2 separate regions of the Homo sapiens genome follow, and region 1 is linked to region 2. Evidence: read pairs that join two places in POLR2A ChIA-PET (ENCODE). Cell type or tissue: MCF 10A. All regions are shown on one strand.

Evidence for each region. ChIA-PET counts read pairs that join two places held together with the same protein. Peaks named below come from ENCODE experiments on the same cell type or tissue, not always from the same donor. Only the 100,000 strongest peaks of a DNase experiment are listed, where the experiment ranks them.
Region 1: POLR2A ChIA-PET joins it to region 2 with 10 read pairs; 2 of 35 experiments call an interaction of 5 or more read pairs at or near these places.

Annotation. Positions count from the first base shown.
Region 1 is chr17:13,930,979-13,933,478 of GRCh38, forward strand. No RefSeq gene overlaps it. Among named protein-coding and RNA genes, the nearest start is that of COX10-DT, 140 kb to the right of the region's middle. In MCF 10A, no CTCF peak of the experiment used is centred here; a DNase peak (open chromatin) is centred at 983.
Region 2 is chr17:13,774,900-13,777,399 of GRCh38, forward strand. It overlaps LOC107985014 (a long non-coding RNA gene), which reads right to left. Exons shown (of 3, transcript XR_007065628.1): 3 at 1,729-2,500. Among named protein-coding and RNA genes, the nearest start is that of HS3ST3A1, 170 kb to the left of the region's middle. In MCF 10A, no CTCF peak of the experiment used is centred here; DNase peaks (open chromatin) are centred at 772 and 1,512.

The DNA.
Region 1 (2,500 bases), 160 kb after region 2:
CTATGGCTTTTAAATTTTCTAAAACTATCTACTTTTATAACTACCTGGAAAGTGTAGTAGATGCCGTTAGTTGCAATCCAGCACCCATTCTCCACTCTTCCTTCCCAAGAGAATGCCAGTTTCATTTAGGTCTGTATCATGCATATCACAGGACGCAGGAGAATTTGACGCCACTCTGAAATCCAGGGGTAGGCCTGACTGGGCTAAAGCTAAACCACTCCTCCTGGTCAGTGGTTGGTTTGGCCTTGAGCATGTGACCTACTTCTAGACAATGAGACATAATGAGAGGCCTGTCAGAGGCTTTGGAAAACTTCTCTTTATTCTGAAGAAAGCCCCAGGAAGTTACTTTTCCAAGGGTTGTAAGCAAGCAACTTGTAAACTTGATTGCTACCAGCAGCTGTCCTAAAACCACAAGCGGAACCAGTCTTAAAGTGAAGCCAAAACTGTGGCTTGCAGAGCAAAAAAACAGAAGTGAATCACATGGGTCCTTGATGACATCATCAAACAGCACTGAAGGCTACCCTATCCTGGACTTTCTCTTTATGAGCTAGTAAATTCTGTTTATTAGACATAAATCCATTTAATAACTTTCTAAACCAGTTTGAGTTCTCTTTTCTGTTGTTACAGTCCAAAAGACCCTAATTGAATACTGACAATAATACAGCCAATATGGTAGACAATGGTTTAAAAAAAAAAAAAAGGCTAAAATGGAGCACAAAATGAAGTAAATGAAGTGGGAAATCTGCCCATTGGGGGATAAGGAGACCACCAGATGAAGGAGTAAACAAACTCTTTGGGGTAAATAATCATGACTATGTCCTTGGCATCAACTGTCTTCATTAAACAAATCAGTAGTTTTCATCATGTTGCTCTGACACCAGCAGCATCAGCAACACCTTGGAACTTGTTAGAAATGCAAATGCCTGAGCTACGCCCCAGCTCTAGTGAATCAGACAGCCTGGGGTGGGGCCCAGCCATCTGTGTTTTAATAAGCCCTCCAGGGGATTCTTACGCAAGCTCAAGTGTGAGAACCACTTCCTTAAATGTATTGGGAAAAGTGAATTTGCCTGAGTCGTTCTCATTATTAACTATTAGCACTTGACTTGAAGTCAGAGTTTAGAACCTGCTGTCTTTATTCCAAATTTTTAGTGTGGGGGTCTCAGATCCTCATGTGTTTAGAGTCTTGAGTCACTGAGTAGCCGCTTCTGGCAAACTGAATCTTGTGCATGTTGACCTAAAGCCAAATTAGAACTCCCTTTACTGCTGTTAAGAAACCAAACTTTACAAAGCACCAGTCCACCCTGCAGAGTAAATAGAAACAGTTTTATTTGGTACTGGAGGCACATAGAGAAGTGTGGTATTTTCTACCTCTTTAAATTGCCACTTCTGGAACATTTCTAGTGTAGTTTTGGGCTGGCTAAGTATAGATTTTTAAATTAATGTATTTTTTTCTTGCTAAGTAATTTTATGGTTTGAAAAATTTTCTTTAATATGCAATTGGGAGGTTTAATGCTCTAAGCTCCATGAATATTTCTGTAGAGCAACCTGCTCATAGACAATTATTTTAGCAGTATCCTAGGAATGATCAGTATCATTAACACAGTGTAATCATGTTAAAAGGAAAGTGTCTTTCACCCAGGGAATGTAGCATGTGGTTAGTGTCTTGATAATTAACCCATTGCCCTTGAAAAAAACCCATTGAAGGTAATCAGAAGCAAAGACAATTAACTCCTTTCAAACAATTTCCTTTGTATCTTTACTCCCATCTTAGAAAGGAGATTCCAGAAGGACTTGAAGGAAACAAGAAGACAGGGATAGTTAGATCACGTCAGAGGTGCTGATGAGGCCACTGTGCCAATGAACGTTAGGTGTGCTGCCGGATGCGAGGAGGTTCTCTCTCTTTTCGTGATTCTACTCTATTCCTGTGACACCTCAGAAACATCAGGTGCCATGGCTTCCAGACAGGTGCTTTTTATTAGGCCCCAATCCTCAATCACTCCCCATTTCATCACCTGTAAAATGATGATATGCCTCTTTTGGAGGCTGTTATCAGGATTCAATGCAATAACTATATGCAGAAAAGATTTATAAACTTACAGTGTAGACTCATATAACACATTTTTGTTGGCAGTTCCTACTTTGACGGCTTCCTTTCAGAGGTTTCTGTTCCTTCCATCAGAGCACTTCAACATGTATAGTAAGTCACTCTGCACAGGAAAGATAAAGATAATATCTGCTTCTTTTTTTCTTTTTTTGAGATGGAGGTTCAATCTCGTTGCCCAAGCTGGAGTGCAATGGCACAATCTCTGCTCATTGCAACCTCTGCCTCCCAGGTTCAAGTGATTCTCCTGCCTCAGCCTCCCGAGTAGCTGGGATTACAGGCACGTGTCATCACACCCAGCTAATTTTTTTCTATTTTTAGTAGAAACGGGGTTTCACCAGGTTAGCCAGGCTGGTCTCGAACTCCTGACCACAGGTGATCTGCCCACCTCGGCCTCCC
Region 2 (2,500 bases):
TGCTTTCACATATTAATGGTTATGCTTTTACTCCTGCATCAGATTCTCCTGTGTTAAACATGGTGATGTCACCAGAATGGTATCAAATCACCCAAGTCAAAATGTTCTTCTTCGAAGCAGCTGATGCCTTTAGAATAAGGTCCAAAATCCTTAACATGGCTTACACAGCCTTTCACCACAGGCCTCCCTAGCCTCTCCCCAGCGCAGCTCACCCTCCTCTTCCTGGCCCCTGCACCTACTTCAATTGCGGCTCCCTGCACATGTCATGCCCTCTCCCCTGGAGCCCTCCTGCCTGACCTGGTTGCTTCTCACTTAGCTAACTCCTATTTATCCCTCAGTTTCCATGTTCCCTGCTCAAGGAAAGGCTGGCAGTCAGTTTATAAATATTTCTTGGGCCACCTACTAAATGCCAGACCAATGATCACCCTCACTCCGCAACCAAGGCTGAAGAGGTATTAATCCTATGTCTGGCATATCAGCCATCACAACAACTTACAACAGCCTCATGGCTTGATGGTAACAAATTGCTAGGCAGCAAGCATCTTGAGGGTAAGGACCTTGTCTTTTTCACTAGCGTTGCAGCAGCTGACATAGAAATCAAAGTGAATACAGACAAAACGGTAAACCAATGAGAGCCAGGAGGAAAGTATGATACAATTTCATTTCCTGGAAAGTGAATAGGGCAAGAGAAAATATGCCTGTTGTTCAAATACCTGTGCCATGGGTGGCTTTGAAAGAACACTGACTTTGAAGTCAGGAGAACTTGTTTCAACTTGTGGTGGCATCCAGTCCCAACCCTATGACCTTGAATGAGTAAACTTTTTCAGCTCCTGTTTCCTCATCTATTAATCAGCATAACGCCTATGCTATCCAAATCTCAGGGTTATTACATTTCTTGAACTTTATGATGTGCCACACATTGCAATTATTTCATTAATTTTATTACCTTGTTTAATCTTCATGCTGTATGGTGGAGATATTATTATTATCCTCACCCATAAGTTGGAGAGTCTAAGGACACTGGGCCCACATGAGGAAATTAGAGAGGGTTACTTAGTGTAGTAAGAGTACTTAGAGTTTATTTAGTGTCGTCTGAACCTTGGAGGGGTTAAATGAGCTAACCAAGTTCACACAGCTTCAAAATGGTAGAGCTGAGATTCTGACCCAGGACTGCTCGACACCTGAGCAAGAGCACTTAATCACTGCTTAAGGCTCACTCATGTCAGAACAAGAGAGTTTGTAAGTGGACAGGCTTTGCAAACTGTCAAGCACAAGGTAAATGCTGGTGATGAGGAGCAAGTCATTTGTACAACAAGGAAGGCAGCGGTATCATCTGGACGTATGTTTGCCTTCAGGGAGGGATGAATGCCTGGGATTTCAGATCTGATCCAAGTTCAATGTGTCTGGCCCAAGGTTATTTTTGATTCAAGGCCACTGTGTCCTGGTTTCTATCAACACTGAAATAAACACCGCTTTGCAATCTGCGCCTTTTATTAATGATGTGACTCACTTAATGAGGGCTTTGCTGACTCACATCAATCTTCTTTGTAGAAGAGGCCCATCAAGGAATTGTAGACAGCTGCCAGGCTGGATCTACTCTGCGTCAGCGTTTGGCAAGTTCAGCCACCCTGCAAACACCTTTTCTTCAGAAGAGGGGAAAGAGTGAAGCTTCAAGGCTAAAGATCAGCACAACACACACACACACAGACACACACACACACACACACACACATTTAAAAACCTATTTTATTGGGTTTATCTGGACATTGTTGTTGTCGTTGTTTTAAGTTCCAGGCAGCCAAGCAGCCATGGATGGATTACTCTTAAAACCTGATCATAAAATATTGTCCACATGGGCAAAGGCACTAATCAAAACTGTGAAAGGAAAGGTTTGAATTAAGGAAAAAGTTCAATGAGACACAAGGGATTTTTCATTGCAAAGTTTCTCTAATTTTGTATCCCAGGCTGACCCATAAAGGAACAAAATATTCTGCCTTGATGACAACATGTGATTTAGCGTAGTCTGTATTACAGAATGGCCACAGCTTGAAGATGGCAGCATGGTTTCCCCAGAGTCTGGAGCAGAACTTGTAGTTTTGTCTACACACAATGACCCATTGACCATTTTTTCCTGAGGAATTGCTTTTTTTGTTGTTGTTATGTGAAAAAGCTTTGCCCAGTCTGCTAGTTCTTAGGTCTGTTTTTTGTCACTGTCCACATAGAGTTCTTGGAAAACAATACGGGCTAACCCCAAGTTTGGTTGTGAATTTCTTCCATAATAACCCACACGTCTTGTTTTACATGTAAGTTGCTTGCTGTGTCCTTCTCTCCTTGCCCTCCCTATGAGTCACCCACTTAGGTTGGGAGCTTCTAGATAACGACGCCCCTTCCAGGACCAGCATCCGTCCCTTTTCCAACCGCACAGTCCTGCCTGGACTGACGAAGGAAACCTAAAAACAAGGAAAGTTTTCATAAGCATTGCAATAAAAGGAATGGTGCT